2 separate regions of the Homo sapiens genome follow, and region 2 is linked to region 1. A link is a contact called in ENCODE Hi-C or POLR2A ChIA-PET data. All regions are on one chromosome and are shown on one strand. Each heading gives the region's core, a stretch centred on a gene start or an enhancer-like site at or near the end of the contact. The rest is flanking DNA. Distances are from core to core; before and after follow the strand shown. Region 1 overlaps MAML3 (mastermind like transcriptional coactivator 3). Region 2 holds the start of ELF2 (E74 like ETS transcription factor 2).

Region 1 (6,123 bases), core at 1-2,500:
GCTGTTTTAGGCTGTGCACTCTTGGTGGGCAAGGCCTGTGCCGTGGCTACTTAATAGTTCCATGCTGGATGAAGTTAAGCAATGGCTCATTTGTCAGGTATCTCAGCAGCAAAATTTCCAGATAAATGCAATCTACTTCAGTAAATGCTAAAACTCCTTAAAAAAAATCACCTTGATAGAAATCATCTTAAAATATTCTCTCAACTTCCTTTTCTCTGCAGGTAGAAAATATTGCACAGAATGTAACTCTCTCGGTATCTTGCTCATCATCGTGAGGGTAAATATTGTACCTTTGTGTGATGGTGTCATTAGGGTTTGTTAATATGTGTGGAACTCATTGTCCCTCAACATGAGCCATCCCAAGACTACTATGTACTTTGTGTTCTTTTAAGGTTTGTCAGGGTTCTCTTCTGCACTGCTCCCACGTGTCAGTCCCCAGCAGCCTCTTGCCACCTCGCCTCTTCTCATATTTTACATCAAATAACTTGCTGTGACTGAGGAATGAGATCGCATAGATTATCAAGGTGAATGTTAAGCAAGAATAAATAGGCCCTGAATGCAGACTAGATGACCCCTTCCACAAGTTACCTCTTTAACTTGTGTGTGGACAAGCATGTGAACTTTCGGATACGTATTTCAGCTTCTCAGAAGTGTGTCTGACTGAGGGTCCATGCTGTATTCTGGTTAGTTAAGGTTTCAAGATAAATGAGCTGTCATTCTGTGACTCATCGAGAACTGTTTTAAGCAGCTACACAGCCTTGGAGAATAAAGGATGTCTAATCATCTCCAGTTTCCTGTCCTGGTTGACGTCATTGTCACCGTCATCATCTTCAACTCCATCAAGTTATTAAGTACCCCAAAGTGCGTAAGTTGCTAGACAAAATATGTTCCATAGACACAACCGTTGGTGTCTAGGAGTCTGCCTTCTTTAAATAGGTAGCACCAGAATGGGTCTAAGGCATACTTAGGTATTGATTGCCCTGTGGTAGGTAATAGAGAGCATCAGCTAGTAATCTGAAAGTACAAATGCAATATCCCAATTGCTGAGAACCTGCTGTGTGTAACAGGAGCCCACAGTGTGTAACTGGGTGCTGAGACTACACAGGGAAATATTACCCAGTCCCTGCCCTTTAGGAGCTTGATCCAATGACAGAAATGTGTATGAAGCACTTAGCCCAGTCTGGAGGTGGGGAGTCCGTGAACAAAGTCAGAGTTATTAGCTGGGTGAAGGGGAGGAGGGGCCTTTCTCTGGAGAGGGTGGAGCCTGAACAGGAAGCAGGAAGCTTCCTGTGGCGGGGTAGGAACCAGTGCAGGTCCCTGCTGCAAGGATTGAGTGGGTGACAGTGGAGAGGAACATGGGTTCTCAGATGTTATTGGGGGGCTCGGAGGGTAGGGCAGAGGGACACAGGGCAATGGAGTTAGAATTCTGTGTTAGGCGGCCCCTGGAAAGAAGAGGGGGCAAGAAGGGCAGTGAGGAGGATGGATTTGGGCTTGAACTAGGGCTGTGGTCTTATCTCTAGATTCTGGGGGCTGGATTTGAGAAATGTGTGTGAAATAAAATTTAGAAAGCTTGCAGAGGATGTAGGAGATGAGGAGAGGGGACAGTTAAGCCTGACCCTCAGCCTGGAGCGCAGGGTGTTGTTGCCAATTGGGGGTCAAGTGGGAGAGAAAGATGAAGGATTCAGGTTTGGATATGCAGATTTGACCGTCTGTGGAGATGCTCCAGAAGCAGTGGGGGGTCCAGACGAGGCTCAGTGTGATCTCCAACATGGACAGTGGTGGGCCTACTGATTTGCTCTGTGAAAGTTGGGGAGAGCAGCTGGGATTTCTGGGAATAGATTAGGCAGGAAGGAGAGGTTCTTCCTATTCAGGCAAATTGAATCTGAAAAAAGAGAGCAAAGAAAGATGTGTGGCACCCCAAGGGCAGGTACTCTGTGACGTCCTTTGAGAAGGAGGCGGGGCTCCTGCCTGAGGCAGGGTCAGGGCAGCCCCAAGGCTGTGGGTGGCTGCAGCCTGGCTGCGGAGAGGCACCTCTGCTGCAGTCAGGGGCTTGGATCCGTCCTGCTGATTGGCCTGGGTTTTGCTCTTGGCACTCAGTGGCAAGCGTCCAGACCTCCACTGGGCTGCCACGCACAGCTAGAAGGGTGGGAGAAGAGGAACTGGTCTTTCCATACAGCGTCTTCTGGCTTTGAGACAAAAGAAAAAGAACAGCTTATTGCACACTTCATGACACAGAGAGACAGCTATTGATCAGCTGAGAAACATTACAGACAGACAGACAGGAAAGGAGGAAGGAAGCGGGAAGATGATCAAATAGTTTGTTCAGCTTGAAGCCGCATTTTTACAAACACAAAGAGCCCAGAAGAAGAGAAAGTTACTTTTGTGTGGGTCCTTAATTAGGAAGTTCACGTTGGCCACCGGCTATCTTAGGAACTACTCTCCATTGTTTGAAGTGCTCTGTCTTCATCAGAGATGGGTCAGGGTGATGACTTAAATGAGCGAGAAAGGAGTAAATTGGTTCCAAGTTTAAGGTTTTCTTAATTAGAAGGCCTGAGAGAAGATGAGTGAGGACAAATCCGAGTTTCCCTGTGTGTGGCTGGCCATGGTTGGCGGTCGCAGCATCACAGCGTTGGCCGGCTGCTGCTTAGCTTTATTTTACTTGTGATTTTTCTTTGTTATGCACCGAACAGATTCCCCTCTCTGGTATTCAGTGGGGAGCATATAGCCGGAGGATAGCAATTAGCTATAGCTAGGCCTGCTCCTCTTTGCACAGCTCAAGATGACGTGTACAATTACTTTGGCACCTCACCAGCTCTTTCAGACCTTTTCCATGCATGATGGGAAGACAGGTCCATTCTCTGAGAGTCCCTCACTCCCTCCCCCTCCCAAATTCCCCCTTACCTGGATGAAATCCTGATGTAAATGGACCTTGCCTGCAAATAGAACTGAAGGGACCTGTTACGTCATCAGGCCTGGCAGAGCTCATTGGCAGAGAAGTTAAGAGTTTTATTTTAGACCCAGAGACCAGGCTGTGCAGATCCAGCTAGAACAGGTCTCTTCTGGCTCAGCCTCAGCTGCTGGCCCTCCTGCTGTGGTTACTGGGGCTCCAAAGGATGGAATGTCAGGGGGATCATGCTGCACAGTGAGCAGGACAACCTGACGGCCAGACCGAATGCACTCCAAAGGAAATCTCAGGCTAGGGTAATACAGCCAAGGTGCTGCCTCTACAATCATGGGAGGTTTCAACCTTCTGGGAGAAAAGCCCTAATGCAGCACATGATGGTATAGATTTGATCCAGGAAGGCAGAGTAAACAAACTATTTAAAGACATGAGTCTTGGCTGGGCACGGTGGCTCACGCCTGTAATCCCAGCACTTTGGGCGGCCGAGACGGGCGGATCACGAGATCAGGAGATCGAGACCATCCTGGCTAACACGGTGAAACCCCATCTCTACTAAAAATAAAAAAAAAATTAAAAAAAATTAGCAGGGCGTGGTGGCGGGTGCCTGTAGTCCCAGCTACTTGGGAGGCTGAGGCAGGAGAATGGCATGAACCCGGAAGGCAGAGATTGCAGTGAGCCGAGATAGTGCCACTGCACTCCAGCCTGGGCGACAGAGCGAGACTCTGTCTCAAAAAAAAAAAAAAAAAACAAACAAACATGAGTCTTAGCTTTTGTGGTTAGGATCCACTGAGCAACCAGAAAGGATATCTTTGCAGAACTGAAAAATCTGGACACATGGTCTGGCAAGCTTTTTTTCTGATTTAGTTATAAAAAGTCACATCTGGTTGTGCCTTGAAGAAATTTTTTTAAAAATGAAATTGTGTTACCAAGTATAGAATGTATCACCAGTCTATAATATGGCAATAGAATGCAAATATAATTTTTAGATATTTCAACTCAGGACCGCCTAAGAAAATTCATATGTTCCTCACACTTTGGGGCCAAGTTATAGATGGGTGAACAACATCGTGCCTGGAAATCTGCTCGCATAAAAGAGCAGCGAGACCTATAAAGTTTTCCTGTCTTCACATTTGTAGGCTAGCCCTGGGTGGATTTCACAATAATACAGTGCAGGAATCCTTGCCACTTCCTCTACTTGTCTCTTGTCTGCTGTCACACTAAGCTGCTAAAGTTTCTGTTGCTTTAATATCACCATCCTTATTATTGACTTGGTACTTAGGGCTCAAATTTTTCTTTTTGGTTGCCTCAGTGTACAGCCAGGCACAGCACAAAACTGGAGTGTGGTCAGGTAGTTTTGGGTCCCTTCTGGAGCTGTTTTGGGAGCCTCTGCGATAGGAGAATACCTTCCAAGCTCCCACAGAGCAGCAGGGAATGAGGTGTGGGCTCCACCCGCCTCTGGAAGCCAGTCGGCTCTCCTCCCGGTGTTTTCTGTTCTGCTGTCGACTGGGCCTGGCCCCTGATGGCACACATTGAAACGCAAATGACAGCAGTAATTGGCTGAGAGATAAACCACGATGAGTGAGTGAGCAGTGCGGCGGGGAGTTAAGTGGCTAAGTGACAATTACTGCTCTGCAGCCTCCGGGATCAGGAGCGGCCGCGCCGTTTGTTCTCGGTTTTAAAGGAGCAATAGCACATTAATTGGAGGAGGGCTTCTCGGTTAACATGCCTCACCCGGCTTCTCATCTGATGCTGCTTTGAGGAGTAGGAGTAGGTGAAGGATTGCCTTGTTGATGATCTTCCCCCAGTCCCACTCCCCCTTTTGGATTAGAATTTTGGAAACCGGTGTCCTTGATTCTGGTAGAATGATAGTTGGTTTACCTTGAAGATTTTCTGAAAGTTTCCTTGCAGGAGGAAGGCACCTGTTGATGCTCAGTCGCAAGGTTTCGGTGTCTGCATCGGGGAAAAGCAAGGAGTTAAATTAAGTCTGAGTTCCCATCTTTCCCTCCAGACAGTTCATTAACCCTCTGATATTATATATATATACGTATATATATATATACGTATATATATATATACGTATATATATACGTATATATATATAAAGTTTTTATCTCAAAAATGATCTATAAGCTAGATAGAGCAATGGACAACAGAGATGATACCCCACTGCTTTTTGGAGTGTATAGTCTCGTTTGAAGATAGGAAATAAATAGATAGGAAATAAATAAAACTATGGCCTGCTGTTTTACCTGCTCAGAGTGGGGATCCTTAGTAAGGAGAATCCTGGGGTCCTTGGAGAGAAGAAGGTTGCAGTCCTCGAAGAGAGGAAGGTTGCTAGCCTGGGTCTGCCCTGCTTTCTTCGAAAGGCCATTTGAACCCTGTTCTGGGCATAAACAGCCATTAAGATGATTAGTTTGGGCTTGATAAGTAGACTAAACAAACCCTTGAACTAGTTGGGAGCCCTTTCTCTCCTGTAATCTGCCTTTCTACTGCATTCAAACTAATTTCTCAGGGTCTGAATACCTTACAAGTACTATCTAATGGGTGTATTGTTTTTGTTTATGTGGTTTCCTTCAGCCTCAGCAGCTTGGTCCTTGGTCCTGTTTTTTTTTTTTGTTTTGTTTTTGTTTTGTTGTTTTGTTTTGTTTTACACTAATCATTCCCTCTAGTTGAAAGGGTTCTAACCAGCCTCTTGCCTTGTGCAAGGAATTAGTCATTTCAGGAACAGGAACTTGTCTGCTTTGGGACAGATTTCTACCCAGAGGCTTAAACCTACATAAAATAGTGAAAATGATTTAAAGAAAAGGTAGACCCTAACTGGTGGCAGGTAGGAGAAGCTCAGCCCCTCTCTTGGCTTATCTTGGAAGGCTTTAGGAAAAAAATCTTGCCTGTCAGCTAAAGCCAGCTTTGCTGCGAGCAAGGAGAATGGAATAGGAAAAAGCAGTTGTACCTGATTGTGTAAAATAGTGTATGTAGGGCTTTTTGCTATGCAGACTTCATGAAATTACCAGGCAGAGATGGAGATGCTGGCTTTTCCTAATTAGAAAAAGCCCTCTGTCCAATTTCTTTCTCTGTCTTTTTGTTGTTTGTTGTTGTTGTTTTGGTTTTGGTTTTGAGACAGAATCTCGCTCTGTTGCCCAGGTTGGAGTGCAGTGGCGCAACCTTGGCTTACTGCAACCTCCGCCTCCTGGATTCAAGTGATTCTCCTGCCTCAGCCTTCC
Region 2 (6,123 bases), core at 2,420-4,919, 920 kb after region 1:
GGTGTCCAATCTTTTGGCTTTCCAGGGCCACACTGGAAGAATTATTATCTTGGGCCACACATTAAATACACTAACACTAATGATAGCTGATGAGCTTAAAAAAAAAATCGCAAAAAAGTATTTTAAGAAAGTTTACAAATTTGTGTTGGGCTGCATTCAAAGCGGTCCAGGGCCGCATGCAGCCTGCAGGCCCTGGGTTGGACAAGCTTGCTGTAAAATTTCTGGGTTCCTTACTCCGCTGGCCTCCATAAGGGATGTGTTTAAGAACCATAGCCAAAGAGCTGCCTGAGACACACCAAGTTAGGCACCTTGCAGGCCAATATGAAGGAAGCAGATTGCTCTTTCTGCTGTTGTTTCAGTCAGCTATCACAACACTAATTCCAGGAACCAACTACTCCAAAACACTATTACTCCAAAACGCTATTACTCCAAAACACGGCTTGAAACAACAATCCTTTATTCTCTAGGTTGCTGACCCCAAGCTGGGACTGGCTTCAGACCTGCTTCATATTTCTTTGACCAGCAAACTAGCCAGGTATGTTCTTCACATTGTGAAAAACAAGAGTGCCAGAGAGGGAAGGAGAAACATGAAATACCTCTTGAGGCCAGGCTCAGAACTGTCACACTCACTTCTGCCTATCTTCCTTTGACCAAAAGCAAATGGACTGATCTAAGCTCAACATGAACAGGATGGAGAAACATCCTATCTCTACTGAGAGGAACTACAAAGCCGTATTTCAAATGGCATGCATGCATGGAGTAGTGAAAAATTGGGAACAATAATGTTATCTACCACTGTTATCCACCTGGGACTTTCCAGCTTACTGCCAATCGGCAGTGGGAGAGAATTTCTTCTCAACGTGGCTGACAACAGAAATTATGTGACTTGGCAGGTGATATCTGTCCCTAACAACAGGAATCAGTCTTTGTCTTTGCCGGCTCCTTAGTATGCTATGTTATGTTATGAAGATGCAATATTATTGATTATTAATTAATTCCTTACAAATATCAAATTGGGCAATGGTTCCCATAAGTGATAAGTTATTTACAAGAAGTGAGATAAAAAGACTCCCTTAGAAAGGGTGCTCTGTTTGCAGAATCCTGTTTATTGTGTATTAAAGATTTGAATGTTACCAAATTGTTACAAATTCTTTAGTTCAAAAGGGTGTCAACAGTCCCATGATTTAGAACTCAGGAATCCAGAAAACTTTGTCAAGAGTTAAGAGGATCTTTGATTAACAGTCACGGTCTCCAGGTTTCCTCTGTGTTCAAGAGTAAAAATTTCTTAAATAAGAATAAGAGCCCTCGGACTTGCTTTTTTTTGAGACGGAGTTTCGCTCTCGTTGCCCAGGCTAGAGTGCAATGGTGCGATCTGGGCTCACTGCAACCTCCGCCTCTCGGGTTCAAGCGATTCTCCTGCCTCAGCCTCCCGAGTAGCTGGAATTACAGGCACACACCACCACACCCGGCTAATTTTTTGTATTTTTAGTAGAGACGGGGTTTCACCGTGTTAGCCAGGATGGTCTTGAACTTCTGACCTCAGGTGATCCGCCCGCCTCGGCCTTCTAGAGTGCTGGGATTACAGGAGTGAGCCACCGCGCCCGGCCTTTTTTTTTTTTTTTTTTTTTTTTTGAGAAGGAGTCTTGCTCTGTCGCCCAGGCTGGAGTGTAGTGTTGCGATCTCGGCTCACTGCAACCTCTACCTCCGGGGTTCAAGCGATTCTCCTGCCTCCCGAGGAGCTGGGACTACAGGCGTGTGCCACCACGCCCAGCTAATTTTTGTATTTTTAGTGGAGACGGGGTTTCACCATGTTAGGCAGGCTGGTCTCGAACTCCTGACCTCAGGCAATCCACCCTCCAGGGCCTCCCAAAGTGCTGGGATTACAGGCGTGAGCCACTGCGCCCGGCCCAGAGTTGCTTTTTAAGAAAGGAAGAGAAGACTCACCCCCAAGAAAATAGAGGCAACAGCAGTATTAACAAAAGAAAGAGATCATTACATTCTTAGGCTCTTCAGGGATTTAAATCTGGAGCCTCCTGCAGCTTTCTGACATTTGAGCCTTACTCTAGGGTGATTTCCACGGTTCCCACGTCCCTTTCAAGAGAACAGCTATCACTTATATTCCTCAGTGTTTCTTCTTTGCTCCAGACTGGTTGTGAAGCCGTAAAAAGGGTAACGCTGGAGCCCAGAAATCAGCTGGTGAATACCGCGCCAGGTGCCAGGTCCATCGCGGCGAGGCTGCAGGAGCCCTGGAGGGGAGCAAAAGGAGCCCCGCGCGCACCGGACAGGCTGTGCTCTTTGTTAAAGAAACAAATACAGAAAACGCCGCGGCGGGGAATGGTGGTGGTGAAGAAATAGACTGAGGCGTTTGTATGCATTAACTGTGCCTACAAAGCCCATTAAAGAGACGCTCCTACACAGGGCAACCCACGGCACCGTGTCATTGGCTTTTGTGCACTTGAAGGCGCGTGAGAGTGCCCCGCTCGAAGGCTCCCCTTTGTGTGAAAGTGTGGAAACCAGAAGCGTGCAGCCACTGCTGGGTTTTCGTTTTCGAATTCGCAGGCACTTGGGCCAAAATACTCCCACACCAGAACACTCTCTCATTCTCGCACCAACAACACTCAGACTTGAGTTACTTCTCCGTTGCGGACCGCGCAAGGAGCGACAATGGCTAGGTGCGAGTGCCCGCAGCTCCCCGGGCAGCTCCAAGGGGCCGCCCGCCGCGCTCCGCAGCTGCGCGCTGGGCCCAGCCACCCGACAGCCAGCAAACGCCGGCACCAACCGCCGCGCGGCCGGGCTGTTGGGCGGGTGGTAATTTCTGGGAATGGGGCGGGGTCGCGGGTGTACTACGCCCGGCTTTTGCTAGCGGGGAGGAGGAGCTGGCGGCGCCGAGGGGCGCGAGGCTGGCGGGGCGGTGCGCCACGTGCGTCACCGGCCGGGGCGGGGCCGGCGTCGCGCTCCTGCCCGAACCCCCACCTTTCACTAAGCCAAGGCTGAGGAGTGGGAACTGGAAAGACCGGGCTAGGAGTTTTTGCAAAACCTCGCCCCCCTGTAACTGTCAGACTGCCCGACTGTGGGGCCGTCTCCGGAGAAGGGCGAGAGTCCTGAGTTGGGGATGCGGTGACGGCGGGGCCTGCGGGGGCCCTGAGTGGCGAGGGTGTGTGCGTGCGGTCCCGGCCGGCGGGGGAAAGCCGGCGGGCGCTGCAGGTGCACGCGCGGCCCCATCGGCCTCACACGCCTGCCCCGTGCGGCAGAGCCCCCTGCACCAATCCGGGGCTGGAGTGGAGAGCGAGATCGGGGAGCCCTGGGCAAGGAGCCGGACAAGTGACGAGCGTCTTTACCTGGGAAGGCGGGTTTGGGAGAAGTTGGGCGAGGAGAAGAGGGCGGGATTCAAGACAGCAAAAGAAGCAGGTTCGGCGGGCTGGTGGGGGCCCGAGGGCGGCGGGGCCCCGCGGGGTATAAATAGCCGGCCCGCGTTTGACAGGCGCTGCGGTGACTGGCGGTGCCGCCCCCGCCCCCCCGCCGCGTGGGGAGGGGAGGAGCACTCTGAGCTGGCGGGGAGGGGGAGGCGGACTCCAGTGTCCTGGTGGAGGCGGCAGGAGGCCGAGGGGGAGGAGCCGAGGCGGGGGGTGGAGGGAGGGGGCCGGGAGCGGAGCGGGGCGGGGGCAACCATTGCTCCCAGCGCCAAGCTCTGTGTCGCCGCCGTCGCCTAGGCGGTTGGGGGTCGGTGGGGCGGCGCGGGCGGGGGTCGCTGCGCGGGGCGGCGAGCCTCTGTTTTGTCTCCTTCTCTCCCTGTGGAGCGGCTCGGGCTGCTGGGGAGGCCCCGGCTCCCTCCGGACGCTCGGCCAACGGCGGCGGCTAGTCCGCGGCCCTGCTGAGAGGGAAAAGGACGCCGCGGTCTTCCCAGGCGTCGCGGAGAGCAGGTAAGAGCGCGGGCAGCCGAGGCTGGTGAGAGGGAGCGCGAAGGGCGCGGCGATAAAGCCTGGCTGTCCCGACTGCCGCCGCCTCCCTCCGCGCCCCCGCCCCGCGCTTGTGTTGTTTGCTTCGGGGTTTGCGGAGGGGTTTTCCGGCGGCTGCGGCGGTGACACCGGCCGGGGGCTGGGGGAAGGGGGCTGAGTGTCCCCAGGCAACGGTCGCGGAGCGGGACTTGGAGAAAGGGGAAGGCGCGCTGCGCGCCTGCCCGCGGGGAGCGCGGGGCGCGGGGCAGGGCTGAGGGAAGAGGTTACAGACCCCGGCGGGGGGGATGGGCCGAGCGCAGCTGGTCTCTCCGTGTTTACATCTCTGCGCGAGTCACCTCTGCCGAGAAGCGGACTGAACTGACCCGCCTCATCCCGCGGGGAGGCCAGGGCGGGGGTCCGGCTCCGGAGGAAGCGCGTCCTGGGAGGGTTTGTGTAGGGCGGGAGTCTGCGGCCGGCGCCGGGGCTGGGCGGCGAGCTCGGGGCGGGACCTGGGAGGCTCCGGCCGCTCTGGGTGGCGGGCAGGCGGGGGGGGGCGCTGGACACCAGTTTCCTTCCCTGTCGTGCCTTATCGCCGCCGCTTACCTTTCCTTCCCGGCGCTGCTAGCTTGCACGACAGGTTGTACTCGGCAGTTCTTTTATTCTCGCTCTCCACGCCGGCACCGTGCTGCCATCTCCCCCTATTCCCCGGGAGGTAGGGAGGCTTTGCTCGGATCGGAATCTGTTTCTTAAGCAAAACAAAAACGGGCTCGTAACAGGCACGTCCAGTGACCGCCTTCTGGATCCTCGCGAAGCTGGTCCTCAGGGACCGCGCGACGGGATGGTCTAGGGGCGCGGAAGGAGGACAGGGAGGGCTCTGCCAGGGCTGGATGCTGACTCTACCCCAGGAGCTTTGTGATCAGGGTAGCCGAGCCCTCTCTTCTGCTCCATTTGGGCATTTTTATTCCATGTCCATAAAGGACTCAAAAAATATTCCGTGACACCAAGAATAATCCAGATCGCACAGTTTCTAATCTTTTTCCCTCTGCCAGCATCCTGGATGGACTCTTTCTAGGAGGCAGATTCGCTGCAGAATAGCCTTTAAGTTTAGTACTTCATTAAATGAGGAAGAGGGGGACACGTCATTGTAAAACTGTTAAAAATTCCCCCCTTTCTTGTGTTCATGAACATTTACTTCAGCTTAATGGTTTAAATTGTAATCCGGTGATGAGAGAATAGTAATCGTGTGTTTGATAATCAGATTTGTTTTCCTTTTTATCTGTGATTCTCTATCCTGAAGTAAATTATGCACTTTCTTTGGTGCCAGAATCACGGAAGGATGTATGCTTTACTAAGAAAGGATTGGATATTTGTGTTTCAGAGTTTCTTCAAAAGGTAGAATGACTTATATAGGACTGGAAACCATTAAATTACATTTAAGGGAATTTAGGAATAATAAAACTTTTTATAGAGCATTACAGTTTACAGAGTACATTCATGTAAATATTATTGAGACGATATCTAGTAGTTAAACACATGAAATAGAAAATTGGAATATCCTGGGCATTTGAAGTTTGAATATTTATGTCAACCTATTTTTAAGTTTAGTGATTTAACTCATTGGATTTATCATTGCCTTTCATTTCAGACATAAATACTCATTTACAAAATAGTCAGCTTGAGTATGGTTGGAAAGAATTTGTAACTTTGGGATTTTTCTGTCCTAAGTAAACAGATTGGTACCTGTGGCCTGTAGGGTCTGCTAATGTTAGTGGCTTTACCTGCTCATGTTGTATACCATTTTTGGAGGAGTAACAGCTTCACGATGATATAATTCACATACTAGTCAGTTCAGTTTAAAGTGTACAGTTTGGTGGGTTTATTAATTTTTTAAAAAATTACTCCATTTTGCAGGTGAACAATTCAGTGGTTTTTACTACAATTGTCCATCGGTATCTGTTGGGGATTTGTTCTAGGGCCTTCCTCAGACACCAGAATCTATGGATGCTCAGGTCCCTAAAATAAAATGGCATAGTTGCTGGGTGCAGTGGCTTGTGCCTGTAATCCCAGTTATTCAGGAGGCTGAGGTGGGAGGATCTCTTGAGGCCAGAGTTTGGACACCAACCTGGGTGACAGAGCAAAATCCTGTCTCCTAGGAAAAATGAATAAAACTGACATAGTATTTGCATAT

The links. Hi-C counts contacts between places; a loop is a spot of excess contacts on that map. ChIA-PET counts read pairs that join two places held with the same protein, here RNA polymerase II (POLR2A). Pooled maps may share reads with other maps.
Region 2: a map of naive thymus-derived CD4-positive, alpha-beta T cell shows a loop between it and region 1 (4-fold over the local background). The contact joins the promoter of ELF2 here to the enhancer-like site in region 1. A Hi-C loop is called at or near these places in 1 of 168 maps with a recorded cell type or tissue (naive thymus-derived CD4-positive, alpha-beta T cell) and 7 of 50 pooled maps. POLR2A ChIA-PET finds 5 or more read pairs at or near these places in 1 of 52 experiments (activated T-cell).

The regions. Positions count from the first base shown.
Region 1 is chr4:140,090,943-140,097,065 of GRCh38, reverse strand. The region is part of intron 1 of MAML3 (mastermind like transcriptional coactivator 3); the gene reads left to right. Among named protein-coding and RNA genes, the nearest start is that of MAML3-AS1, 34 kb to the left of the region's middle. RefSeq lists enhancers at 1,982-2,031, 3,991-4,842. Within about 2 kb of position 1,250, at least 36 of the 41 ENCODE cell types and tissues checked have a DNase peak (open chromatin) inside an H3K27ac peak, as active enhancers do.
Region 2 is chr4:139,174,764-139,180,886 of GRCh38, reverse strand. ELF2 (E74 like ETS transcription factor 2) reads left to right here and starts at 3,669. Exons shown (of 10, transcript NM_001331036.3): 1 at 3,669-3,920. LOC105379412 (a long non-coding RNA gene) reads right to left here and starts at 4,732. Exons shown (of 4, transcript XR_007058273.1): 1 at 4,539-4,732. RefSeq lists a cis regulatory region at 2,208-2,332, silencers at 2,699-3,078, 3,089-4,048 and an enhancer at 4,649-4,698.